Regions from separate parts of the Homo sapiens genome. Here all the other regions are linked to region 4. The links are chromatin loops, found by intact Hi-C in ENCODE. Cell type or tissue: PC-3. All regions are shown on one strand.

Region 1 (4,000 bases), 73 kb before region 4:
TAGGGACCTGCATATATATATATTTTTTTTTTTTTTTTTTTGAGACAGGGTCTTGCTGTGTTGCCCAGGCTGGAGTGCAGTGGCGTGATTATGGCTCACAACAGCCTTGAACTCCCAGGCTCAGGCGATCCTCCCACCTCAGCCTGTTGAGTAGCTGGGACTACAGGGTGCACCACCACACTTGGCTGTTTCCCGCCCCCCCCCCCCCCCCCCCATAAAGATGAGGTCTCGCTAAGTTGCCCAGGTTGGTCTTGAACTCTTGAGCTCAAGTGATGCATCCACCTCAGCCTCTCAAAGTGTTGGGATTACAGGCGTGAGCCACTGTGCTTGGCTCTTTATTTTTCAAATATGAAAATTCAAGAAGACTTCAGTAGATGTCTTCTTAATTTTTGATTAAATCAGATACAGTGGAAAGTCAGGGCTTTGCAGTTTGTTGCTGCTTGGTAAAAGACAAATAGCCATGAATATCCAGCAGGTCAGTAGTTTCTGTCAACATGGCTCTTTTCTAAGTAACAGTTGTGTTGTTGACAGTCATAGATGCTATACCTTTCACTCATTTCCCAGCAAGTCATTTTATTGCCACCATGACTGTTTGCAGTTTAAATGTGTAAAACTTTGCATGCTTTTATTTGATGTGATTGTCAGCATCTTTGAACTTGGGACACTTAAACTTTTTTCTTTCAAGGACTGTGGACAAGCCCAGCTTTTATGTCTCACTCTGGATACTTGAGCAGAGATGCATATGGCAGTCCTTACTGAGAGGAAGGAAAGATGGGTGTAATATTGGAAGGCATGAACCTAGGCAGGTCCCTAGAGCATACTTATCTTCTCTACTTATTGTGAGCCTCCTTAACTGTGAGATCTATAACTGTGCTTCTCATGTGCTTGGCCAGTGGATGGTGTTATTCTTTCTAGTTTTCTATTTACCTTTCTGGAGTCCGAGATCAAAAAAGGATACAAATAAAGCCTGCATTTTGAAAATACCTATTTTTAACTTATTAAGTGGAAACTTTGAGAAGAGTCATTATTACAGAATAATTAGTAAAAAATCACCTTCATTTAGATTCTGCTTTTGGTTATGTAGGTCACGCAGCCTAAGGCAGTGGGAGGGTCTAGGTGTCACCAGTATGGCAGTCAGACGCAGTGACTGTGCTGCCTGTGATTTCCTGTCTGTACCCTGACTGTAATTAAACCAGCACCAGTACCTGTCACTAGGGCACCAGACACACATCTGAGTATACATGAGTAGAGCTGAACAACCTGAATGTTGGTGCTTTTTATTCCATGCCTGGAGGTTTAGTTTTTTTTGTTTTTTAAGTACAAGATGGAGACTGAAAGTGAGAGTAGCACTTTAGGGGATGACAGTGTCTTCTGGTTGGAGTCTGAAGTTATAATCCAGGTGACTGACTGTGAAGAGGAAGAAAGGGAAGAGAAGTTCAGGTGATTATGGAATTCACAGTTCCTTTGTCCTGTCCACTCCCTACCCCCACCCGCACCCCTTTTTCTTCTCTGCATTTCGGTCTTTTTTCCAATAAGACTTTCTGTTTTCTGGGGGAAGGTTTGGAGCTCAAGGGAGCAGGTTTTGAGTTGTATATAGCACTCCTCATTCCACAACTTGCCCTGAACTTGTAAAATGCATTTTAAAGGACTTGTTAGAACGCCAGGAGGAGAAGGTGTTAGACAGGTTTTGTAGTAGCCTTTCAGGAATTTCAAGTAGACACTCATAATGAACTACTACCCCTTCCTGTATCTGATTTGTATCAAATAGATTTGATCTGAATTTGTATCTAATAGATTTTTCTTCCTCTTTTTCTTGGAATGTGGTGTGTGTGTGTGTGTGTGTGTGTGTGTGCGTGCCTGCCTGCCTGCCTGCTTTGTTTGCCTTATGCATGGGTATGAAAAATTCCGATTAAGTACAGATTGGTTATTTTGTGGCTTTGATCTTTACCCTTGTCTCTGATCTTGTATCTCATGCCCCCTTTCCCCCAAATCTCTCTTGGTTTTTGAATCTCTGGTAGTATTAGTAACTTCATAATTGAAGTTTTTAGAGGATGCCTCCTGATGAAGCAGCTCTCAGTTTAGTGTCTGTGGTGAAGAAAGATGTCTTAACCAGTTTGTGAAAACAGAACCAATGTTTCATTCATTCTGTTGTACTGTTGCAAATTTTAGGGGGCTTTATTCTGGCTTTTCTTTTTCTTTCAGAGTTAGCGATGTAATACCTTTGAGTATCACAAAAATCTCTTGATGAAGTTTGAAGTTTGTTGCTGCATATTATCACTGCCACTCACATGTGCAATTAAACATCTTTTATAAGTTTACCTATGAGAACTTGGATAGGTGAATATACTGTTTTCATCAGATACTGTCTTTGTGTTTAATGCTGAAAAAGAGTTTCTCCTTTTCTCGAGTCAAAGGATTTCTTTATCCACAAATTTTATTTTTTAAAGTCTAGGTTAAATGATGGAAGGGATTGAATATTGGGAACTCTTGATAACCCTCACTAAATTTTTTACTCTGGGGTTCAAATAAATGAGAAGTATATTTAAAATTTTAAAAGAATAATTTTCAGAGTATAAAAATGAATTATTAGCATATGATTATTTTTTGTCTGAACTTTTGTCTCATTTTCCCATAATTTTATCTAGCCTTTCAAATTTGAGTAAGTCCCTTCCCTTCCAAGGTATGCTAATTGTTAGTCACATGTTCTGCTTTTTAATATGGTTTGTGTCTTGCTAACAATGAGTAGGACTGAAGTATTTGTTTTGCTTGTAATAAAACTTTTTGACCTGGTATTCAAATTATGGAAGTTATTTGGGTATTTGTCAAAGGAAGAAACAACTTGGAACTTATTTCATTGTTGTTTTTATAACAGATTTGGTACTGTAATCCTAGATTTACTTGTAAGGCAGTGGGCGTCTCTCTGGGATTTTCTTTTGACAGTTAAAAGCAAATTTGTGTAAGGATGAGCTCTTCTTTTCCTTGGGAGTATGTGACAGCATTTTCACTCTGAGAAACTGAGCTAGTGATGTGTTGTTTAAGGAAACTATGATACCATAGGGCATTTCTCTTCTGTTTATATTTCCTATCTGAATAGCACCATGGCTCTCCTAAATCAATTATATCTTTGTGATTTGATCTGATTTTATTTACAAATGTAACAAAGAGGTCTGGGCAAGGCCCAATTTCATGTAGTGTCTCTCACGCATTCAGCAGTGAGGCATGAGGAAATGTGGCAGCAGAGTGGTTTCACAACCTCGTGGTGGTGTTCCTGCCGAGATGCCCTACAGGAAAATGGAGGCATGGGTGTGGAAGGGGAAGGGTCGGATAGGAGTTGCAGCTGTAACCTTGGGAGGACCAAATAGTAGACTCAGTGTGGTATGACAGTTGTTTTTGTAAAATCAATGTAATAATTTTAAAAATGTCTTACTGTGTTTTTATAAAAATCTCTGCAAATACATGTGACATCAAGCTGTCGTATTGGTTACATTTCCATTCACATACACACACATAGCTGAGATGAGGGCAAAAGATTGTGCACTTTTCTTTTTCCCTGAATAGCTTGTAAACTACATTTTAAATGCACTCTTAAAAGCCTGCTCTTGTGTAACTTAAGGCACCATGGCTAAGAGAGTAAAGTCATACCACACCTAGAATGTAGGCTTCTGGTGCTTCCAGGTGCCATCTGCTTTAGGAGGAAGTAGTCTCAGAGACAAGTTAATGTTTGTCCAGTAGCTTTTGAAATAGCATTTATTTTTGGACTCAGTTGGAGGAAAGGATCCTTTTTATTAACACTCTTTCACTATGGGAAGTTGCCGGTCTCCTTCATGGTGGTAGTTTAAATTTGTCTGCCATTGACTCACAGATCTTTCATTTTCTGATTTCTTATTTGTAGTCGGTATTATTACCTACCTTGTCACTGTGGTAAAATAGTTATTAGACTAGAATATTTAGTCCTTAGAATAAAATAGTTCCTAGAGATGATTAGAAAAATCCATCCCTG
Region 2 (4,000 bases), 630 kb before region 4:
GATCTGTGGTTGCCAGGAGTTACGAATGGGAGAGGCTGTGATTATAAAGGGAAAACATGAGGGAGTTTTTAGGGGTGTGATGGCACTATTTTGAATCCTGATTGTGGCAGTGCTTATGTGAATCTATACATATGTAAAAATTATAGAACTGTACACTAAAAAAAAATGTGTGTGTGTGTGTGTGTGTATATATATATATATATATATATTTTTTTAGATAGGATCTCATTCTGTTATCCAAGCTGGAGTGCGGTGGCACAATCATGGCTCCCTATAGCTTCAAACTCCTGGGCTCAGGTGATTCTCCCACCCTCAGCCTGCTGAATAACTGGGACTACAGGCATGTGCCACCGTGCCTGGCTAATTTTTTGTATTTTGTAGAGATGGGGTTTCGCCATGTTGCCTAAGCTGGTCTCAAACTCGTGGGCTCAAGCGATCCACCTGTCTCAGCCTCCAAAGTGTGTGAGCCACTGTGCCTGGCCTGTGTGATGATTTAAAGAATAAAATTAATAAAATTATAGATGATGAACATTGGATTCTGATATGGGCCTCCAGTTCCTCCTTGCTAAGGTGAGGCTGATGATTTGCAATCTGTGCAGCCATTATCAAAATGCTGACCCAGTCTTGCACCTCTATTCTGAGGCTTATGTATTTTGATCTGCTTTCTTGCTTTAGACCCATTATGACTGAAAAGACTTCTTAAATTTTGCTTTTCCATTCCAGAAATGACTGATTCCAACCTTTCTCCCCAGCTGCTCAGCATGGGCCTCCAGCTGTGCTCTGCACACTCTGATAGCGGAGAGCTTGTACTCACCCCCCATGTTTGAAATATAATTTGCATACAGTATAATGCATAGATCTGAAATATATAATTCAATGAGCTTTGGCAAATATATACAGTTGTGTGTTCATACATGTTTTACAACTGGCTCTCTGGTGGGATAAAAAAGCCCTGCTTTGTAGTGTTTGCCAATTTCTGGAGTATAAATATTTCCACCACGGTGGATTCCAAGCTATCAATGTGATGCTGACTGGCTTGCAAACATCCTGAAAAATTAACAGTCCACTCTCTTGATGGTGCCAGCAGGCTTCAGCACACCACTGCCTGTACATAACTGTGCAACCAGCACCTAGATCAACATTCAGGACATGCCCATCACCCCATAAGTTGCCTAGTGCCCCTCCGCAGTCAATCCCCACCCCTATCCTGTGTGGACAACGATTCTGATTTCTATCTCCATCATTTAGGTTTTCATATTCTAGAACTTCATGCAAATACAGTATATTTTTGGCCTGACTTTCTATTTTTGCCTCAGATTTGAGAGTCCCTCCTGCGGTGTTTATCTGGTTGTTTGTCTTTTTCATTGCCCAGTAATGTTTCATTGTATGGATGTACTATCATTGATTCTCCTGTTAATTGGCATTTGGGTTGTTCAAAGTTTTGGGATTTTCTGAGTAATCTTGAAAGTACTTGAGAGGCTGTAAAAAAGAGGTTCTAATATTCCTGGCAAAACTTTCTGCTGGGAAGAGGAAATAGATCCTGAAGCTTCAGATTTTACTGGCGATAATGAAAGAGCATCTTTGAAAGTGTCTAGCATGTGGCAGACATTCAATAAATGTTAGTGGAGTCTCACTTTGGCAGAATTCTGCTTCTAGGATCTGTGCCCAGAAATAGATCGTCTTTTACAGAAAGGTCAGAATCAACCATTGTAGAGAAAATTTAAAAATACCTCAGAGAGATTCCATCTTCTCATTTGATAAATCCATTTCAGGAATATTTCACGATTCTAACAATTAGAAAAATGTCTATGTGATATTTTTATGTTATACTTTAAAGCCTACCTGTTATACATATTATCTGATTTACTTCATACACATTTAATTTTCATTTTATGCACATTATTTTATTTAACTTTTGCTACAATGCTGCAAGGTAAATGTACTTCTACTTTACAGATAAGGACAAATGAGGCTCAGAAATGCTAAGTAACTTTCCTAGCTCACGGAGCTAGTGAGAATTTGATTGCAGTTGCCTGACTCCAAAATGCATGCGTTTTCCTCTGCAACGTGCGGCCCCACCATGTTCACACCTCACTACAGACAGGAAGCACATGTTATTCAGATAATCGCTACCCATTTTCCTTTCATCCTCGTTTTTCCAGCGAGCAAAACATCTTGTACAGTCAGTTTCTTTTTTCATTTCAAAAGTACACTTTGAATAGGCTCAGGACGGCCTGATTTAAGCAAGCAGAAGGAAAAATCCTTACAAAATCTGTGTGGGCCAATCAGCAATGTGACAGAACGTTCGGCAGATGGCGCTGTTTCCACACGAGCGTAACGGCGGCCACAAGCGTTCTGCCGCCAGGGGGCGCCGCGTTCCGCCGGAGAAGCGTGGCTCCCGGGCGCGCGGCCGCCGCCTGCCCAGCACCGGCGCAGGGCCCACGCCTCCGTCGCGGTGCGTCCTTTCCCTCCAGGTGGGACGCTGCAGGCCCAGCCGCTCCCTGTGCCTCCAGACAGCCAGGGCTCTCACGTGGATAGGCTGCTGGACCAAGCTCAGTCCAGGAGGCCGGCTTCAACAGCTTCTGCTCAGCTCTCCCGGGCAGCACAGGACTGTGCAGAGCCTCCCCTAAACCTCATTCTTTTCATGGGCAAAGGGAAGCACAGCAGCGTTTGCCTGTTCTTGCCAAGTTAGCACCGAGGAAGTTTCATCAGGGAGGGGCAGGGGCCTCAGAACAGGGAGGCCGCAGGGCGGCCTCGGCAGAAGGTGAGTGCTGGCAGCCCGTGGCCCGAGACGTTAAGCACTGCGGGGAGAAAAGGAGAAAGAAGCTCCTCGAACTTTAGGCCCACTCCGGTGTGTGAGGAGCCCGGCCGAGAGCTGAGAGCAGCCTGGTCTTCCCTTCTCGGTGAGGCTTGCGCACTTGCCTCCCTTGCTGCTTCCAGAGTCATAGCCCCGGCCAGTCCTCCAAGGGCCCGCGTTCCACCATGGCCAGACATTCCCTTTGAGAGTCTGCAAAGCTTGTTTTCTCTCGGAGAATTCTAGGCAATGCAGGTCAAAGAAAGGATTTTGAATCAAGTCCTCGGCTACGTCAGATGGAAGTGCTTACAAGAGCTGCATTAATGGAATAATTCTTTTACTCCATGATCTGACTCCTGTCTACGTCTTTAATATTTTATTTTATTTTCATTTTTTTTTAGAGTCAGAGTCTCTCTCTGTCGCCCAGGCTGGAGTGCAGTGGCACAATCACTGCGCACTGTAGCCTTAACCTCCTGCGCTCAAGCAATCCTCCCACCTCAGCCTCCTGAGTGGCTGGGACCACAGGTGTGCCACCACATCCATGTCCAGTGTTCATTCTCACTATTTTCCCCGACGCCTGCTGTTGCTTTTTTATACTACTTGCAGTTCCTCGCAATGTTGCAGAAGCACTGCCTCCTCCGTGATGGCCTTTGGGTTCGTCTAACTCTTCCTTCATGGTTTGTCCCCTTTATAGAATCAATAGCGCCTATCCCAGAAATCCAAAATTTTCACTGCACTTGAGACTATTTACTTATCCATCTCTGTCTTCTGGGCTGTCATCTCATTGAGTTCATATTCACCTTTGAATCTCCAGCATGCAGCCTGAGGACTGGAGGTCGCACTTAGTAGGTGTTCACTGAGTGAATAAAGGAAGGATAAAAACACTCTTCACTTTGCATTTAGGGAAAAAATAGATAATACAGAGATTTCCATCAAAACCAAACCAAGCCAATGTCTCTTGGAACCACACTGACAGTTTATGCCTTGGACAACTGGTGTGATGGTTTATGGTTTCTTCATTGTTGCTATGTATGTCTGTGAACGTATTTGTCTTTTAAATTACTTACTGGAGCAAGAAGTTCACTTTTACTTCATAAGGTAGATCCTTGAAACAGTCACTACTTTTAAAATAAAGTCTTCCCCTGTCCTCCTTGAAAGGTTCTTCTCGGGCTGCGTGTTGCAAGATCCTTCCTTGCAAGGCAGTCG
Region 3 (4,000 bases), 230 kb after region 4:
AGACTTATGGAGCACGTGCTTTGTGACCTCTGCAATGACAGGGACCCTGTTTGTCTTGTTCACCTCTGGGTGCCCCTTAGCAGTGCTAAGCACAGCATCTGCTACATAGGAGATGATCAATAAATATTTGTCAAATGAAAGAAAGGATATGGGGTAGGTTCTGCACTTAGAGAAAAATGACAAGACAAATACAGAACTTGCCTTCAAGGAGCTGAGAGTGTGGTGAGGCTGGTAGTCAGTTTGTGGTTAGTTTAGGTGGAGCTGAGATTATTGTGCAGTGCCACCCAACAGAACTTTTGCAATGAAGAAAATGCCTGATATCTTGTCTGTATAATGTGGCATTGTGGCTACTGCCTAGGTGTAATGTGGCTACTGTGAATAGGAAAGGGAATTTTAAATTTTAATTAATTTGCATTTAAGTAGGCACTATGGCTGGCAGCTACTGTATTGCACAGTCTAGGATTGGAGGCAGGGAGAGCGTTCGTGGGCTGGGCCCTAGTGCTGGCCTGAGGTGATAAGGCTGCAACAAGGCAAAGGAAGAAAGAGCCTTGGGACGGGTAGTGGGTTGCACAGTCTGGCGGCAACAGTGCCACCCCCTGGGATCATGTATGAAATGCGGAATCTCAGGCTCCACCCTCCACCTGCTCAAAGAGAATTTGCCTTTTAACAAGCTCTCCAGGTGACTATGCACACTGGGGCTTGGAAGAGCATGATGTAGAAGATGTGGCTGAGAAAGGGTCAACAGGAGCCCAAAGGAGAAGAGGAATGAAACTGGATGGCTTGGAGCTGAGCTGGGCTAAGCTCCCCTGAATCTCCAGAGGCACTGAGATCCCCTCCTCTGTGGACACCTTGACCCCTCCGCTTCCCTCTGATAGAGCGCCGATCACATGTGTTGGGGGTTCTGTGACCTGTCTCTCTCCTCTACCTGCAATCTACAAGTTCCTTAAGGGTGTAAACCTTGTTTTTTAAAACCCAAGTAAATGTTTATTGAATGCGTGCATGCCTGATGTCAGGAATGAGAAAATTAGCAGGAGTAGGTGACTGGGACGGGAGAGCTGCTGAGTTTGATTCTAGACATGCTGCATGCATGTCTAACTGAAGGTTGGTGAGAACTCCACTAATTGCAACTCCACTAATTGCAACTCCACAAAAAGTGGCAACTCCACTAATTGCCTAAGTGGAGTTGTCTGAGAAGAGGCAGGAATGGATGTCTGGTGATGACGGGGGAGTTGAGGATGGGGTGGAGATTTTGGAATGTCATCCGCAGAGAGGAGAAGACTGAAACTCTGAGAAATAATTTAGGTATCTGGAGGAGGGTGGAGAGAGAAGGAGAAGAGGCAAGAGCTGGGAACTATGCTCAGATCTGGGACAGAGGGAGAAGGATACAGAACAGGAGATAGAGGAGTGATCAGGATGGCTGGAGGTCAGCAAGGCTGGGGTGGCAGAATGACCTGGAAAGGAAGAGTGGCAAGAAAATTGAGTGGCCAGTGTGCCGGCGTCCCTCGTTAATAGAATATTTCTTTCATAGTATTTATCCCATGAAACCTGTGTGCAACACAGCAGAGGTCCAAAGTAGGTAAGTACAGATCCAGAAAAGTCATGGAAAATAGGGCCAATGGGAAAAAAAACCCCTAATCATTGACCAGGCCATCAAGCTGTCATTAGTGACTTTGCAGGATGTGTTAAAGAGGCCTCCTATTCATCTCACAACTCAAAACAGACATGCTCTCTGGGAAAGTGGCCTGATATTCATGTTGATGCCTTGACTTCTCCCAGTGCATAAGCTTCCCACTTGTCATTGGATGATCCCAAATTCACTGTTCCTTTAATGCCATTGAATTCTGACCATAGGGAGCACCAATGGTAGCTTCAGCTTCCCTGAAACAAGCTTCCCGTTCCTGAATTTCCTCTCACTCTTGAGTCCAGGCCCAGGTGCCTGAGAGAGGCATTTGCCACAGCTGGCCATACAGTTGACTTTATCGAGTCAACATCTGTTTCTAGAGGGCACAGCACTTAGCCCCAGGACTCAGCTTGGTGCCCAGCGCTGAGCTTCCAGTTATTGCACCGCTAGGGGCAAATGATGTTTTTCTTCCTATCCAGTGAAGTGGGCTCCTATTTGGCAAGGAAAGAAAATGAACAACTTTAATTCCTTCCTAACTTTTTTCATAACAACTCTCTTAATTCTGTTTTGTGGAAAACTCCATAGACATGCTGACCAGCAAGCACCTGCCCTGCCCCGGTGTGGTTTCCACAAGGGGGGCAACAGCACCATCTAGTGTTTGAAAGAGATTTCACACTAGGTAGAACACATGTATTTACTTACCTTGATCTTTAGTTTTTGTTTTATTAAGGTAATATATTGGCCGGGCACGGTGGCTCACTCCTGTAATCCCAGCACTTTGGGAGGTCGAGGCGGGCGGATCACGAGGTCAAGAGATCGAGACCATCCTGGCCAACCAACCCCGTCTCTACTAAAAATACACAAAATAGCTGGGCGTAGTGGCACATGCCTGTAGTCCCAGCTACTCGGGAGGCTGAGGCAGGAGAATCGCTTGAACCCGGGAGGTGGAGGTTGCAGTGAGCCGAGATCGTGCCACTGCACTCCAGCCTGGGTGACAGAGCGAGACTCCGTGTCAAAAAAAAAAAAGTGATATATGAAAGTAATATATTTGAAGCATCACATTTTTCTAAATAATTTGAAACAAAAGCAGTTGGGTTTCCTCTTTGACCATCTTCCAATCTGCAGAGGTCATCACTTTCATTTCTTTTGGCTATTTTTTCCCTTTGGTTTTTGTCTGTAAATGACACCCTTCTAGTAATACTTATAGATGCTTCCATCTTCAGAGACGACCTATGAACTTTCTACCACTGAAGATGGAAACGTGGCTCCCTTTCCTCCCCTGAACCCACCACGTGCTCACATACTTCCCATTTCTCGTCCAGCAAGGGAGCTGTGTCACAATTTTGGTTGGATGAATACTCAGTTTTAATATTTTTATGTCTATAAAGTTCTGTTTGTATGTAGCTGATCCATGCAGCAAACCAGATTGCTTTGTCTTTCCTGCACAACTCTTTTTCTTCTCTGGAGGGACTAATTAATTGTCTTGGTTTGGTTTGTGTAGTTGTGTTTGCTCTCATCGCCAATTTCTTTTTTCTTTTTTGGGGGGATGGAGTCTCGCTCTGTCACCCAGGCTGGAGTGCGATGGTGCGATCTTGGCTCACTGCAACCTCTGCCTCTTGGATTCAAGCAATTCTCCTGTCTCAGCTTCCTGAATAGCTGAGATTACAGGTGTGCGTTACGCGCCACCATGCCTGGTTAATTTTTGTATTTTGGATAGAGACAGGGTTTCCTCATGTTGGCCAGGCTGGTCTCAAACTCCTGACCTCAAGTGATTTGCCTTCTTCAGCTTCCCAAAGTGCTGAGATTACAGGCATGAGCCACCATGCCTGGCCTCATCACCAATTTCAATGCAAAAATTTCCACCTACCATTTCAATCTCCTCTCAAGATGTCCAGATGCACCAGAAGTCCTACTGATTCCATCTGGAGAAATCTCCCTGGTGCCTTCTGCTCCCTTTGGTCTGGCCTGGTTGCCCTCTCTGCCTAGCGCACAGCTGGCTTCCTGGCATCTCTGTTTGCTTTGCCTCACTCCCATATTGCATCCCCTGTTTCCTGAATCCCATGCGTGTTTCTTTCTTGGTTCACTCTCTTACTTTTTAGGAAGAACACGTCCTACCATTGCTTCCTAGGAAAGAGAGTGGGCAAGGTACAATTTTGAGATTCTGCATATCTGAGAATATCTCTATTCTATTCAATTGACAACTTGGGCAGGTGTAGAATTCTAAATGGGAAATTATTTTTCTTCGGTATGTTAGAGGGATTTCTTCTTCTTCCACATTTCAATTATATTGTTAGAAGCCCGAAGCAAGTTTCATTCCTGATCCTTTTGCGGGTCCTCTTTTTCCTTTCTGGAAACTAGCCAGATCTTCTCTTAGTGAGT
Region 4 (4,000 bases):
ATTATTTCAATAGCCTTCTATATTTGGCACAGCAGCAAGAATGATTCTTTTCAAATGTAAGTCCAATCATGTCACTTTTTAAAAACTCTCCAGTTAGTTTTCATCTTATTCAGAGTAAAAGCCAGATTTCTGAAACTTCTCTACAAGGATTTACAGAGTGTACCCTTACCTTTCCGACCTCATCTTTCTTCTCTTCCCCTCAGACAGGGTGATCCAGCCACAGTAGCCTCTTTGTTTTCTGCCAGTATGCTCACCCCCTTCTCAGGGCCTTGGTACTTTTTGTTTCCTTTACTTAAAATGCTCCTCTAGGACAGCCACACACCTTGCTACCTCCTCTTTTAAAAGTACTGGCTCCAGTGCTATCTTCCCAGACTGCACCTTCCTTACATAAGATTGCAACTATAGTCACCAGCATTCCTCATCTCCCTCTCTTTGTTTTATTTCCCTCCATACCACTTAACACCATTCGGCATGCTAAATATTTTATTATTTATTTTCTTCCCCTCAACATCTAGAACAGTGATTGACACATAAAAACTACTCAATAAATATTTGTTTAATGAATAATAGATGAATGAGATGAATGGATGAATGAGTTTATATTTGAAGAAGAGATACAATTGGTTTTTAAAATGCTGTTTTACTATTTTGTTTTTATTAATCATTTTAAATTTGTTCTTATATGATAAGAATATATATTCCTTATGAGTATTTATTATAAAACAAATTATGTAACCATCCTGTTTAAGTCTCAATTTGGTACATTCAGTTGTAATGTGTAGTATAGGAGAGATAATATGCTGAGGAGAAAGGTGCTGGTGTGGTGTAGAATGGGTATGACCAGCTGGTGCAGTTAGCCTTGGTCTTGCTTTCCTTATCTTCACACTGAAAAGGAAGTACGGTTCCTAGATACCCTAGAATACTAGGTGACAGCTAATGTTCCTTCAAGCTAAGAAATTGTAGATGAACTATGAGTTCTGATTGAGGTTGTGATAAGGTGGAGAGGAACAGAGATATAACAGCACGGGGGAGGATAGGTTGTACCATGCCATATTCTTATTTTAGTCTACTTCCATGGAGCTTGAATAAGCTATTAATATCTGTAAAAATTAGTACAGATAATTGCTCATGTAATAGAAGTAGCTTGTTGAAACATCTTTATATTCCTGAGACACATTATGCTGAGTTATATATATATTTAAAAACAAATTCCTTTTTTACACTCTACTAAGATTTTATAATTTCTGCATCTGTGTTTGTTGGTGAAGTTAACCTGTGTGCTATACTTGTCCCACTAGCCTAAGTCTGGGGAATTTCTGCTCCCCTATCCCATTCTCCACCCCTTTTAAATAAATGCACTGGAATAGTTTGTGTAAATGGGAATTACCTGTTCTTTGAAGGGTTAGTAGAATTTTCCTGTTAAAACCTTTTGAAACTGGTTCCCAACTGGGGACTTAATCTTTGCCATCTTTACTTACCATTTCAACTTATGATTTGATTATTGCTCATTAGGTTCTTTTGTATCTCCTTAGATCAATTTTTATCATTTATATTTTCTTAAAAATTGTTCATTTAATTTAGCTTTTTAAATTCATGGGTTATAAGTTGTACACAAGATATTATTAAATCTTGGTCTTATCAAGGAACCAGCTTATGGTTTTACTGATCAACCAAATTTTTTTTTCTGTATTTTTCATACCATTAATTTCTAAGCATAAACTTTCCTTTTGTTTCTTGAATTGAAAGTTTAGTTTTTCTTATATTTTTTTTTCCAGAAAAGAGTTGAGAATAATGCGTATTGCCTACTAGGATTTGCCTCTCAAAAACTAGCTTCGTCATAAACCAACTTTGTCAAATATTAATATTACACAACATATACTACTTAATCTCTGCTTTAGAGAAATAGAATGCAACAGGTATTGTTAATGATTCATTTGTTTTTAGGTATTACTTTTTAGTAAGTGCATTTAAGTTTGGATATTTTCCTGTGAATAGTAGTTTGGCCAAATTCTACAGGTTTTGATTCATAAATGTCTTATGTTTAGTTTAGAGAAATTTAAATTTCACAAAAAAATAATTACTAGAAGGGGCTTTTTGTTTTAAGTAAAGCCACATGTAGTTTAAAATTCTGCAAATTTATTGTTACTGCACTTATTTTCCCTGTTGTATTATTCTGCAGTCCAAAAACAAAGGTTAATTCACATTTCACAAAATATTTTTCAGTAAGAAGCGGGGGGAATCTCTTGTAACACGCAAAGAAATGATGAGTTTGAGGCAGCGCTGTTCCTGCTGTGCTTTGTGTTGTACCGCCATCTAGTGTGTAGGGGGGGAAAAGGATATGTTTGATTTGTATTTTCTTTATCATCTGGTTATCTGAAGTTATCACTTGATGTGTTTCTTTTTATCCAATTTCATACAAAACATTAAGTTAAATTAACCTGAATGGTAGAGTTCAGGTTTTTGTATAAATAAGGAATAGGAAAAGTATGAATTTAATATCTGTGTCTCGAGCTTTCTATATGCAAGCTGCCTGCAAGGGACTTGAAAATGCTGTCATGGCTTTCTATCATTACATGCATTTCTGCCTTGATGCTGGGAAGGCGGAAAGAAGTAGTAAAGTTTGACCTGAGTGTAGGAATATTGAGGGGTAATAATGCAAACAATTTTAAAAGCCTGAAGTTTCATTTAAAAAGTAGTAATCAGAATTACAATAAAAATACAAGCCAATATTTATTGAATGTTTTGTCTGAGCCAGGCATTATATCAAATACTGTTTCCACATTGTCTCAATTACGCTCCACAACAATTTCAGGTACAGAAATTTAGGTAAAAAGAGTTTAAGAACTTACTCAAGTTCTTAAACCGTTTTGTGGACTGTATTTGAATCAAGGCGGCCTGACACTAGAGCCATTCTGCATGTTCTTTTGTATTGCTAGAAAAGAATAGACTGACTCAACTAATACTTTAACAAAAAGGAGTAAATGATGGTTCTAGAGTATCTCGCATCTTTAATGTAGTTGAAGGTTAAAAAGTATGATACATAATACTGCAGTGTAACCTTAAGTAATTTCCATTGTGATCTTAAGTAAATTCTTAATGTCTCTGGTCGTCAGTTTCCTCATTTGTAAAATAGAAACAAATATATCTATTCTAACTATATCATAAAGTATTATGGGAATTAAATGACATAATAATTGTGCAGTACATTTTAAAGGGCTTTAGAGAAAGGCAGAAGTTCTAGGGAAGCACTTAGGTAAAGTCAAATAATCATCTTTAAAATGTGGGAAGTCATACTTGTCCTGATGACCCAAGGACAGTGTTGTCAGGATTGAGGCAGTGGATACTGACTTCACCTGAGTACTTCCTATCAGTTAAGCCTTCATCATTAATAAAAATAAATTAATGAAAAGGTTATCTCTCCCCATTTTGTTAAGACACTTGCAGTTTGAAAAATTAACTTGTACATATTTTCAGTTTAAAAAAATCTTATACAGAAGTACTGTTACTACATGTGTAATCATTTGAAATAAAACCCATGCTAATTTTATTCTCACCCTGGCCACAAAGTTTAGTTTTCCTCAAAAGAAATAAAAATCTTAGCCTTACTTTTCTGCATGTTCTGCAGTATACTCCCTCTTATACAAGGAAATCATTGTCCTTTCAGGAGAGAATTTGAAATGAAATGTTCAGATAGTGAGTCATCAGTTCCACTGTCATCTAAGTACTGGATTTTCACTGTATCTCGTTTGAGATTATTCAGTCCAAGAATTAGATGTGTAAAAGTGGTTGGACTGTGAAAAAATATATCTATAGTGGAGTCAGCCATAATTTACAGGCAGTTTACTTATAGTATTGTTGAGTCTGAAACTGTGAAGAGTCTGAGATGTTTTCCTACTAGTAAGCTAACAAGTTGGCTTCCCACAACTACAGACACACTACACACATTCTCACTCTCTCTTTCTCTGTCTCTCTGTAGCCTCCCTTTCCCCCAGCAGAAACA
Region 5 (4,000 bases), 160 kb after region 4:
AGTAAAATCTAGGAAAACTTGAGTTCCTGAATGATCTGCTTCTCTAAGTTACGTGAGTTTTAGAGAAGACAACAGTGATGTTACCTACACCCTATAAAGTTACTGGACTCCCAATACCCCATATGCCCTTGAATCCCAGGAGCCACAATAACCCTCTGAAAGGAGTGGCCATGACGGAATTTCACAGTTGCCTGGTCCTGCAATAGAGACGCCCCCCTTCCTGGGTGTTCCTCTCGGTACCACTTTGCAAGTATTTTACTTTGATTATGGTGGGAGATGGTTCTGTTCCTGCCAGTGTTTTGTAATTATTAGGTTCCTAAAGGCTATACTGGCTCTCTTATTTTTACGACCCTTCTCCTAAAAAGCTAAAACATGCAGGAGTAGCTTCCTTGAGGCTAGGAAAAAGTATCCAACATTGGACTCAAAAAATACTTTGCTACACTAATCACAGATGTAGGTTCCAGAACAATGTCCTCTCCCACTCTTGGGTCATCTCCTTGGCTTTCTGGTATGATTGCCTCTTGCAACGAGTGGCACCTTTGGTTCCCCACCTTAGAGAATGTGACTGACTGCTAGTCCAAAGCCATCCATATTGTCCAGTGAGGCACCTGACGAGCTCCTTTGGCACCTCTCGAGCTCCTCAGCAGCACATGCAGCTAACCTATAACTCATGTGGCAGTGAAAGAGAGGAGGCTTGGGAGGGAAAGGAAAAGCATGAGAGCCAGCCCAAGTATATGCAGGGCTCACAGAAGAAAAGGACTTAGGCTTGTTCTGATGGACCTTAAGCGGTGGAAGCGATCAGAGATGGGTGACCATCAAGCAAAGGTGGTGTTGGGGGATGGAGACACGGAATGGGTAATTGGAGCAAACCTGGAAGTCCCTCCCAACCCTGAGGTTGTGTGATGTTTGTGGAGCCGTAAGGAGATGTCCTGTGCCGCCTGGAGGGGAGCTGCCTGCCCAGCTGCCCAGTGCACGCAACTCCTCCCCTCTGGGGCACCGTTCTCCCCTCTCGCTCCTCTTGGCACCTGCCCCTCCGAAGACTTCCGGGAGCCTTAAATTAAATCCAAATGGTTCAGTTTGGCCTGTGAGATCTGCCTCTCTGATTTCATCTCCTCTTCCAGGTTCCTGTGCAAGCTGTGCCCTCTGCCTTGAGTGCTTTTCCTAGCCAGGCAAGGCTGCTCCTCCTCCCTGTCTTGCGTCAGAGGCCTGCCTTGATGACCCAGTTTGGTGTAGTCACTTGATCACATCACCCTCTTCATTTTCCAAACAGAACTTCTCATTCAGAAGTATTTTTACTTATTGGTTTATCTATTAATTGTCTCTATCCCTTCGCTAGCTCATAAGCTCCATGAGAGCTTGACACATGGCATGCACTCACCTATGTTTGCTTATTAAATACATACACACATACATAAAGCTAAGAAAGGAAGGGGTTGCTGGAAACAGTCACTTTAACAAACTTTATTATTTTGCCTAAACTCAGCCTTTGGAAAGGAAAGGAATGTCCTTTGTAACCACAAGGAGTCCCTTCATGTGTGGAGACTCAACATGCCTACTGCATAGAAATTGGTATTTTTAAGAAGCCACCAGATGGTGCTAGTGACACGCTTTTTACTCACCAGTGTTCCTGTTGATTGGAAAGATTCACTGAGCTTCCTGGTAAGATAGATATGGGATGGAATAGGTGACTCGGTGTGATTCTTCCTCATCTCTTGATCCCACTTTTACAAAGGTAGTTTTAAGGGCAGTGACCAGGCAGCAAATGCTGGACGCTGATCAGGATAGCTGATACGCTGCTTTTTTTTTTTTTTTTTTTTTTTTTTTTTTTTTGGAAGTTGCCCTGAAAAAAAGAAGGGTAAGATGAACAGGTTGGATAAAAATCAGAAGAACTCAAGCGGTGGTTTGCTTTCATTATGGGAGTCCATGATTTCTAAGGATGATTTCATGCTTTTAAATTCTCAAGTGTTGTTTATTGCCATTTTTAGAAAATGGTAGGAAGCATCTAGACCCTGGCTTTTTAGTTTCAGATGCTAAGTCCAGGCAGGGCTTCAGAGCCCCAGCAGAGTTTCCAAACCTGGAGGCTTCCGCGTCCCACACAGAGCTTTTCAAAAATACAGACTCCCAGGCTTGCGCCACCAAACCGTCGTCTCTTCGTGGGCCCTGGAACCTGTATTGCCAACAGAATTTCCCAGGTGATTCCATTTCATCTGCACATTAGGAGCCACTGTTCCTGGGGAAGATTGATCCCTCCAGTCTCCCTTCTAGGACCTGCCACTTCTGCTCACTGGTTCTGGGCTTGAACGTGGCCCCAGTCAGAATCATCCAAGTTTCACTTCATGGAACTTCAGTGTTAATGGGAATCTCTCCAACCCCACCCCTCCCCGAGAAGGTGGCATGATCTCATAGGTTTACAAAATAAGGGATTAAACTGGTTTGCTTTGAACTGCATCATTTCTTAGATATCCACACGACACCATAGTACTTTCTCAGAGGAAGTATACAGCAGGGATCCCATAGTACTTTCTCAGAGGAAGTATACAGCAGGGATCAAGGAACACTTTATTCACAGAGCAACTCTTCAGAACAATTTCAGGGGGCAGGCACAGTGGCTCACACCTATAATCCCCACACATTGAGAGGCCGAGGTGGGTGGATCACCTGAGGTCTGGAGTTCGAGACCAGCCTGACCAACATGGGAAACCCTGTCTCTACTAAAAATATAAAAATTAGCCATGCATGATGGAGGGTGCCTGTAATCCCAGCTACTCAGGAGGCAGAGGCAGGAGAATTGCTTGAACCTGGGAGGAGGAGGTTGCAGTGAGCCAAGATAGTGCCATTGCACTCCAGCCTGTGTGACAAGAGCGAAACTCCATCTAAAAAACAAAACAAACAAAAAACAAAACATTTCAGGATACATCATTTAGTTAAAAATAACCTGGACTAAGTGTCAGAAATTTTTGGTTTTAGTCATAGCTTCTTTATTAAGAACTATGTGACTCTTCTATTTATACCTGCTGGATTCCACATGGAATTGAGGAAGCTGACCATGTGACCTTGGTAAGTTACTTCTTTTCAAAGCCTCTACCGCTCTATCTGTAAAATGGGGATAGAAACTGTGTCATGACTCCCACAGGGCTGTTGAGGGACGCATCAAGTAACCTACGAGAAAATGCTCTGAGAAGAGTGAAATACCGCACAGTGGAAGGTAAGGCCATGGCCAGTGGGATGTGAGAATTAGTCCAAAGTGCCATAGAATTGAAGATTTTCACACCATCACAGCTGCCATCTGTAGCACAGCTTTTCTGTAATGAAAATAATGCAAGTAATTAGTTTTAAAAGTCAAATCGAATCACAAGGCTTATGATAAAACAGCAGTTCCCATTTCTCACTTTCTATTGCTCAGAGACAAACTTTTCAAACTCTTTTGGATGTTTCTTCTGGTATTTACCACCCTATGTCTAGACAATATGCTAGTTCTAGATTTTTCCGTGTTAGACGATCTGTACCGACTTCCTAATAAGGAGGAAGAGGATAACACTCTTCACTAATGCAGGCCACTGCCCTCCGCAGCCCGCCAACACACACAGGCTTCCCCATCCCCATTTTCCTATGCTAGTTAGTCCAGAACCCTTTAATCAATAGTATTTGTTGTGTGCCAGTTCCTCCATCCTCAGCCTCTGCTGTGGAAGTGTACATTTCCGCCCAATATCGGGGATCTGTTTCTTCGTGTTCTTTTTCTTAGAGGCAGGTAAGAGAGCTCTCTCCTGGAGTGCTTGCTGATGCTTCACCCTCCTGCCAAATCTAGAGTAGCTCTTCTCTGGGCCTGAGTCACAGCTGGTATAACTGTGGGGTTCCCTTTTCCTCTCTGGAGAGGAATCCCTGGTTTCCTGGATCCCATTTTCCTCTGTCTTATGCCATTCTCTCTTTATAGTGGGAAAAGGTGCAAGGGAAGTAATTTTTGTAACCTTTCATGTCTGAACATACCTTTTTACCCCGCTGG
Region 6 (4,000 bases), 110 kb before region 4:
CTTTGTCACCTAGGCTGGAATGCAGTGGTGCAATCATGACTTCACTGCAGCCTTAACCTCCTGGGCTCAGGTGATCCTCCCACCTCAGCCTCCTTAGAAGTTGGGACTACAGGTGTGTACCATCAGGCCTGGCTAATTTTTGTATTTTTTATGGAGATGGGGCTTCTCAATGTTGCCCAGGCTGGTCTTGAACTCCTGGGCTCAAGTGATTCGCCTGCTTCTGCCTCCCAAAGTGCTAGGATTACCGGCATGAGAGGCAGTCTTAAGAAAGGCCTTAGCTGACTCTAGGGAATTCTGAATTGGGATGGCCCTTCAAAGTTGTCTTCAGTTGGGATGACTGACAAACCTTTATACAGTATCCCATTAGGTGTACTACTTTTATAGTTGGCCTCTGATTTTCTTAAGTGGTTGTGTAATGTTTTGTCCACAGTTGACAGTTTTTGTAAGATGTCGGAGAGCTAGAATCCATTGAAGAACTAGAATTTGTTGGAGAAATACAAGCTACTCCACTGTTACTGGAACCAGGACTTCCCTAGGTTTTTTAAAAATTTAAAGTTGTATATAATTTGTTTGCCGGTCACACATCATACTTACATTTGAGAATGTTGAAGATATTCCAAGCATTTTGCATTTTCTTTGGAAATACACTAACTTCCTTGTTAGTGTATTTAACAAAAAAGTGCGTCTGTACTGAGATTTCATCTGTAATCAGAAAACAAAATTATTAGCCACATGTTTAATAGCTGTCAAAAATAGGGCAGGATGTCTCAATAGAAAACCGTAACAATAACAAACAGTAAATATTTGCACAAGAAACACAAAGTATGTGCTATGTAAAAATGAAAAATTACTTTTTAAATTTAAATTTTCTACTTTTTGAGATGGCGTCTTACTCTGTTGCCCAGGCTGGAGTGCACTGGTGTGGTCTGGGCTCACAGCAGCCTCTGCTATCCAGGTTCAAGCGATTCTCCTGCTCAGCCTCCCGAGTAGCTGGGATTACAGGCACCCACCACCATGGCCGGCTAATTTTTGTATTTTTAGTAGAGATGGGGTTTCACCATGTTGGCCAGGCTGGTCTCGAACTCCTGACCTCAAGTGATCCGCCCACCTTGGCCTCCCAAAGTGATGAGATGACAGGTGTGAGCCACCGTGCCTGGCCAAAATGATTACTTTATGGTATTGGATAATATATTAAATTTTGGGCTCTTTTTTATGGATTTTTATATTTTACAAGTTAACCAGTTATTGATTTGATGTATGATGTTTGATATGGTTCCTGTTGAAATAATTTAGCTCAAAGATATTTTAAAAAGTTTTACTCTCAGGCACATACTTATTGTGAAATATTATACATGAGAAATAATATTTTAAAAATATATTCTAGTTTAATTTGATGTCACTAATATAGCTTGGAGAAGACACAATGCCTATACTAAACTTGTTTGCTTTTTCCATATTTAACAAAATATTGTGAGATATTTTATAACCAAATTTTAAAAAAGTAAGTAGAATAAAACAGTAAATATGTTATGGAATATAATTGCATCATTGTATGTTTCTGCTTGTATTCTCACTGTAAACTCAAATGAGAGAGATTAGGGAGAGGAAAGACAAATGCTTCCTGACTTTTATCCACGTCCAAAAACAACTACTTTTTTCAATAACATCTGAAACATTTCCTCAAAGACATGGATGGTGGATTTGGGAAACAAGTAATTTCTTTTAAAGTAGATTTTATTAAATAATTTGGATTGGCCAAGCAGTATAATGTTAAACTTTAGGTTTTTCTCAACCTGTATGTTACAGTAATTATTTCTTTTACAAGAGTGCCACCCAATGTCCCAATTCTTCAGTAGCATATAACTTCGTTTTTCATTTAGCAGCTTAAAAATATATTAAGGCTGCGCACAATGGTTCGTGCTTGTAATCAGCACTTTGGGAGGCCGAGACAGGCAGATCGCTTGTGCCCAGGAGTTTGAGACCAGCCTGGGCAACATGGCAAAACCTTGTCTCTATAAAAATTACAAAAATTAGCCAGGTGTGGTGGCATGCCTGTGGTCCCAGCTACTAGGGAGACTGAGGTGGGCAGATCACTTGAGTCGGAGAAGGTTGAGGCTGCAGTGAGGGGATCGCGCCACTCTACTGCAGCTTGGGTGAGTGAGACCCTGCCTCCCACCCCCAAAAAAATTGTTGCTTGGAATTGGGCCATATTAATGTTATGCATATATATATCTTAATATTCAGACTGTTCTACCAAAAGTGATGCAAGTGAAAATCCTTAAGTAATTGGATTTTTAAAAACATTGATTCATTTTAAGGGATTCAGATATATCGTGGTTTTCCTGTGGCCCCTAGCCTAGTCGATAGCCTCTCCACTACGCTACCTTTTGTGTTCTTAGAGCTCTATAGACTTTTCAGCCTTAAATTTGCAGTTAAGGCAGCATTGGGATTGCACAGTAGTGGTGATAGTGGTGGTATAGACTTAACATAGTGTAAAAACGATATGAATTAGCTCTTTGATAATTGGTAGCATTTGATAATTGAGCGAGTAGTAAAAAGTTTAATTAGGGGAAAAAGTTTTTTCAAAGGTTCACTAATTAATATAAACATAACTTCCAGAAAATTATTTAAATAATATAATTTGTATATATTTTTTCAAATATTTCAAATATTTACATGTGACCTCTGCCTTAATTATAAATAAATTGCATCTGTTTATACAAATTCCCTTTGGTTTTCTGTCAGTACACACTTTATAAGTATGTGAGGTTAGTAAGTTAATGAAGACTAATGTTTTGCAATAATGCCCAAGTTAAGCCAAAAGAATAGTATAATTAAAAGCCTATATTTGACAAAAGCAAGTTCAGTTAAGATAATTGTATTCTTTAAAATACAGAGTTTAGATTTTTGTAAATCCAGAAACTTGTCCAGGTGGTACAGCATTCTGTAAAAAACATAAGGCTTAAATTTTAACTTTTTTCCCCTTGTTCTGCGTCCTAGGGTAAGTGATGTAATAACTCACAACCTTATGTGAATTGGGCATAGCCAAATGTACCTTCATAGGTGGTTGTGACTATTTAATAAAATTACGTGTATTATTTAATGGAGTTTATTGCCAATTTTGTTATCTTTTTTTACATTTAATTTTACTTTTAAGTTCTGGGATACATGTGCAGGACATGCAGGTTTGTTATGTAGGTAAACGTATGCCATGGTGGTATCCTGCACCTGTCAACCCATCACCTAGGTATTAAGCCTGCATGCATTAGCTACTTATCTTGATGCTCTCCCTTCCCCCACTTCCCCAACAAGCCCCAGTGTGTGATGTTTCTCTCCCTGTGTCCATGTGTTGTCATCATTCAGCTCCCACTTAATAGTGAGAACATGTGGTATTTGATTTTCTGTTTCTGTGTTGGTTTGCTGAGGATAATGGCCTCCAGCTCCATCTATGTCCCTGCAAAGGACATGATCTCTTTCCTTTTTATGGCTACATGGTATTCCAATTTTGTTATCTTTTAAATGGGTTAAAAATAGTTAATTTTGTTGTCTTTTAAAAGGAAGAATCAATTTTGTTACCTTTTAAAAGGACTAACTTTTGGTTTTGTTGATTTTACTCTTATTTTTTTCTGTTCTCCATTTCTTTCTGCTCTGATACCTTTACTATTTTTATCTGCTTGCTTTGAATTTAGTTTGTTCTTTTACCAGTTTTTAAATTTTAGGTTATTGATGTGAAATCTTTCTACTTTTTAAAATACAGGCATTTACAGCTATACATTTCCTCTAAGTGTGGCTTTCATTACATCTCATTAGTTTTGGTGATTGTGTTTTTGTTTTCATTTGTCTCAAAGTATTTTCCTATTTCCCATCTGAATTCTTTTTTGACCTATTATTTAGGAGTGAGTTTAATTTCCACTTACTTGTATATCTCTCAGATCTCCTTGTTATTAATCTCTAATTTTGTTCCATTGTTTTTAGAGAGCGTAGTTTGTGTGATTTCAGT
Region 7 (4,000 bases), 99 kb after region 4:
GGTCCCAGATAGCTTTTCTGAGACAGCCCTTGCAGCTGTTATATACATCAGTTAAAGAACTGTGTTTTTTTCCTCTTACTTCCAAAGTTGTTTGTGATATATTGATCAAAAGTGATTCTGTACTTTCCTACTCTACAATAGCTTTGTAGTACATTAAAATTCAAGACTCAATTTATCTAAAAAAAATTTTTGACATATACTTGGGATAGGAGTGGGGAATGAAGCCCAAGGCTGAAAAACTGTTATATTCCTGATTTTAAAAAGTGGTTCCTAGAGAGACACTGAGAATTTTGCTTTGTGAGCGTCAACCTGATAGATTATAAGTTTTCAGAAGTTCAGAACATACAGATGATATTTACCTTATTTTTCTTTTACTGCAGTAAACTCTTGAAACCTATGTCAAAAAATAATTTTTATAAAGTATGTGGCATTTTCTAATACAAAGAATATTATAAGTGACCATTGTACTGTTGACCAAGGACTTGCAAGCAAATAAAGAAGTAAACAACAGTATACCATATGGCATGACCAGCAACTGTGAATGTCCTTAGCAATTAAAGGTAGTACAAGCATCAAGTCCAAGAAACAGTTATAAGCATGTTATGTAAATTAGTTATGTAAGGACTCCTTATTACTACTAAGCATTCATGGAACTAAATAATTAAAATTAATTTAAAAAGTGTTAAACCTAATATGCTTAATAACCTTTAACAGTGATTTTTTTATCTTAAATTTTTATACCAGCCTTTTTCCAAGATGATTTAGAGAACCTAATTTTTTTTGACAAAGTTCTCCAATGACGTTTTAAATGATGTCTTTTTTTCTCCTGATAAATTTCCCTAAACTAAAGGTATGTTTCTTAGATTTTAGAGCTTTGTATGCTATTGACACTTCATACATTCTCAGAGTACTTTATGATTTCTCAGGTATTTTCATTAAAATCTAGAATCGTATTGTCTGGTTAAACTTCTCATTTTTCATATTACTAATCTGAGGTCTAAACTGCTTAATTTCCTTTTCTAAAATCTTATAGTGAGTTATTGGCAGAATCGGGATTAAAACTGTCTCTCCACATTCTTGGTCTGGTACTTTTTCACTAGCACATACCTTAGCCAATGATGTCATGATTGGATGGATGACCTTAATTAGACTATATGTCTTATTATTGGAAAACAATAAAAGCTTTCAATGACTAGGTCATTGGTTCAAGGATGTATTTTTAAATCTTCAAATAGGATTGCTAACATTTTATGCTTACTACATGTTTTTACCACACACACAACTGTGTATTTAGATATTATAGGATATTACCGAATAAACTAAAGAAAATGAATTGAAATATGAATAATAAATTATCTTGATAATTAGAAATAGATATATAGAAGAGAGGAAAGGAATAAAGTTTTGTAATTCTGATAACTTATTACATTTAAGTTATTACACAGAATGTGATGGGAGATAATTAGAATTTATTTAACATACCTGTTCTTTTGATATCAACTTTTAAGGAGGTAATTCGGATGATTAGAGACTTGTTTATATTTTGAATGTGAATTATTTTGAATGTGATGTTAATACAAACAGATTAAATTAGTTAATACATGTAAAGCCCTGGCACACAGTAAAATAGTAAGCACTCAATAATCATTATGTATACAATAATTATCGTTATGGTATTACTGTAGCATCTAGATTTTCCTTCAATTTTTGTTGACTATCTGGGTTAGGATTTACCTTTTCCTTCATACTGCCTTTGTAGGACTGGGAGCAGGTCAGTGGGTGGTGCCAGAGAGAGGGCAGAGCTATCACAAAACAGACCAGAAGATTCACAGAGATAGGAATAGTCAGTGACAGAATTTCTTCAGCATGTCCTTATTCCATCAAACAAAACTTGGCTGGGTTTACTTTGCAAGAAACCCCTTTACTCTGATTTGAATGATATTTTTTGTAAAACTGGAAAAACACATCGCCAGAGTTATTCATGTGTATTTTTAGTCATTGGCTTAAAGAACTTTTATATCATTAGTCATAATGATATGAAAGCCTTATTTATGTTAAAGTCTTTTTGTGTTATAAAAAGGAAAAGTTTCAAAAGGGTATATTTTTCTATAGAATACTTGTAATATTTCTGTATTATTGGAAAAAGTATTTGTTCAGTTCCTTTAATATTTACATTGCATATTGAAATCTTGCCCAACTACCTACAAATTTTTATTTAAAAGATTTGTAGAGTTATTACTCTAGTGAATCACAGATTAATTTGAGTCCAGTTATTTGTAAATAAAAGCTTTGTTGGTTAAGCTTACACTAATTTAACTGATATAATCAAGGCTATAGACTGAGTAAGATTCATATCACATATTTCCCAAGATGAATGCGAACTAAAGTTTTTCAGAAACTTTCTCAGTTGCCTAAAGATCCTTTTGGGTCATATAACAATGCTTGCTAAAGATAAGTTTAGTTTTACAACTCTTGGCAATATTCCTTTTAATAAATTTGAAAATACTAAGTACACAGTTCACTTCAACTACTTACTTAAGACTCTAACTGTAAATCGATGTCATTTTTCTTTGCTGCTATTTAAGGTATTTGCTGATGCCTATTGTTGTTTTTCCATTCTTTCTTGGTGCTTTCACCCAATACAGTTCTTCTGTGTTTGTCTTCCTTTACTAGAAGTTCACATCTAATATGTTTACAGTATTCTTACATTTATTACAGTTGCTAAGACGGAACTTTGCCCTGGCTTAAGGCTGTTATTTTTTTAAATTGCCACTTGCCTTTTCAAGTCTATTGCACTCATTTATGTCACTGCAAAGGATACAAGGAAAGTAGGAGTATAAAAGTATTTAAAAATATAAAAGCATAAAAGCAAGCCTTCTGCACGTTCTGCACTTGTATCCCAGAACTTCAAGTATAGTAATAAATAAATAAATAAAAATAATAATAAAAAACAAAGTCAGAAGCAAGAAAAGAAAGTAGTTACAAATTTAGTGTACCTCATTCAAAACTTAAACAAGACAAACTAAAATATCAGCTTAATAGATGGAGAGAAATCATTTGATAAAGGTCAACACTTGTTCCTTTTATATATCTTAGCAATTGGGGATAGGTAATTTCTGTATATTTAAGGTTTCTACCCAACAAACCCAAGTGAATTTTATTCTTAATGGTGAAACATAAGAAATAATCTATTTAAAGTCAGGAACAAGAGAGGCATTTATTGGAGGTCCAGTGAAGTTAGACAAAAAGAATTAAAAGGATTGGAAGGGAAGAATCAAATGTGTATTATTTGCAGATTTATAAATCCAGATGATTCTACAGTCAAATTTTAAGAAATAATAACAGAGTTCAGCAAGGTTGCTGAATAAAAGATAAATAATACAAAAATAACAATAGCACATTTATTAAGTTTTTCTGTCTAGCACTAAGTGCTTTATAATTTTAACTCATTTAATTCTCACAATAATGCTGTTCAGTAGTTATTATTTTAAACTTTTTTTTTCTTTTTCTTTTTTTTTTTTTTTGAGACCGGGTCTTGCTCTTGTCACCTAGGCTGGAATGCAATGGCACGATCTCAGCTCACTGCAGCCTCCGCCTCCAGGTTCAAATGATTCTCCTGCCTGCTGAGTAGCTGCGATTACAGGTGCCCGCCACCACACCCGGCTAATTTTTGTATTTTTAGTAGAGACAGGTTTTCGCCATGTTGGCCAGGCTGGTCTCGAACTCCTGACCTTGTGATCTGCCCGCCTTGGCCTCCCAAAGTGCTGGGATTACAGGCATGAGCCACCATGCCTGGCCTAAACTTTTTCATAGATGAGGAAAATGAAATACTGAGAATTTAAATATTTCTCCATAATCATACCGTTAGGAGCTGCAGAGGCAAGATTGGAACCCCAGAGGTCTGACTCCTGAGTCTACCCTTTGCAACCATGCTAATTGCATTTCTGTACACCAATAATAAATGATTAGAAAATGTAATTTAGAAAACACCATTTTATAA

Evidence for each region. Hi-C counts contacts between places; a loop is a spot of excess contacts. Peaks named below come from ENCODE experiments on the same cell type or tissue, not always from the same donor. Only the 100,000 strongest peaks of a DNase experiment are listed, where the experiment ranks them.
Region 1: a loop joins it to region 4, with 2.8 times the contacts of the local background. A loop is called at or near these places in 5 of 110 quality-filtered maps.
Region 2: a loop joins it to region 4, with 18 times the contacts of the local background. A loop is called at or near these places in 47 of 110 quality-filtered maps.
Region 3: it touches region 4 in a loop (14-fold over the local background); 19 of 110 quality-filtered maps call a loop at or near these places.
Region 5: it touches region 4 in a loop (7-fold over the local background); 2 of 110 quality-filtered maps call a loop at or near these places.
Region 6: a loop joins it to region 4, with 7 times the contacts of the local background. A loop is called at or near these places in 8 of 110 quality-filtered maps.
Region 7: a loop joins it to region 4, with 3 times the contacts of the local background. A loop is called at or near these places in 3 of 110 quality-filtered maps.

The regions. Positions count from the first base shown.
Region 1 is chr11:129,189,523-129,193,522 of GRCh38, reverse strand. It overlaps ARHGAP32 (Rho GTPase activating protein 32), which reads left to right and starts at 1,198. Exons shown (of 23, transcript NM_001378024.1): 1 at 1,198-1,440. The coding sequence starts at 1,325. In PC-3, no CTCF peak of the experiment used is centred here; a DNase peak (open chromatin) is centred at 1,682; H3K4me3 peaks cover 315 bases; H3K27ac peaks cover 1,942 bases.
Region 2 is chr11:129,749,354-129,753,353 of GRCh38, reverse strand. No RefSeq gene overlaps it. Among named protein-coding and RNA genes, the nearest start is that of TMEM45B, 64 kb to the left of the region's middle. RefSeq lists a silencer at 2,422-2,521 and enhancers at 2,309-2,808, 2,809-3,310. In PC-3, a CTCF peak has its summit at 2,322 (motif pointing right); a DNase peak (open chromatin) is centred at 2,353; H3K4me3 peaks cover 405 bases.
Region 3 is chr11:128,883,167-128,887,166 of GRCh38, reverse strand. No RefSeq gene overlaps it. Among named protein-coding and RNA genes, the nearest start is that of KCNJ5, 6.2 kb to the left of the region's middle. In PC-3, CTCF peaks have their summits at 396, 601 and 2,268 (motif pointing left); DNase peaks (open chromatin) are centred at 596 and 2,256; H3K4me3 peaks cover 626 bases.
Region 4 is chr11:129,116,097-129,120,096 of GRCh38, reverse strand. All of the region lies in intron 5 of ARHGAP32 (Rho GTPase activating protein 32), which reads left to right. Among named protein-coding and RNA genes, the nearest start is that of ARHGAP32, 74 kb to the left of the region's middle. In PC-3, a CTCF peak has its summit at 2,303 (motif pointing left); DNase peaks (open chromatin) are centred at 2,296 and 3,696; H3K27ac peaks cover 714 bases.
Region 5 is chr11:128,954,233-128,958,232 of GRCh38, reverse strand. No RefSeq gene overlaps it. Among named protein-coding and RNA genes, the nearest start is that of TP53AIP1, 13 kb to the right of the region's middle. In PC-3, a CTCF peak has its summit at 1,586 (motif pointing right); a DNase peak (open chromatin) is centred at 1,592.
Region 6 is chr11:129,228,012-129,232,011 of GRCh38, reverse strand. It overlaps a transcript of ARHGAP32 not described here. Among named protein-coding and RNA genes, the nearest start is that of ARHGAP32, 38 kb to the right of the region's middle. In PC-3, a CTCF peak has its summit at 1,844; no DNase peak of the experiment used is centred here.
Region 7 is chr11:129,016,972-129,020,971 of GRCh38, reverse strand. All of the region lies in intron 11 of ARHGAP32 (Rho GTPase activating protein 32), which reads left to right. Among named protein-coding and RNA genes, the nearest start is that of TP53AIP1, 76 kb to the right of the region's middle. In PC-3, a CTCF peak has its summit at 1,765; a DNase peak (open chromatin) is centred at 1,891; H3K4me3 peaks cover 1,909 bases; H3K27ac peaks cover 1,434 bases.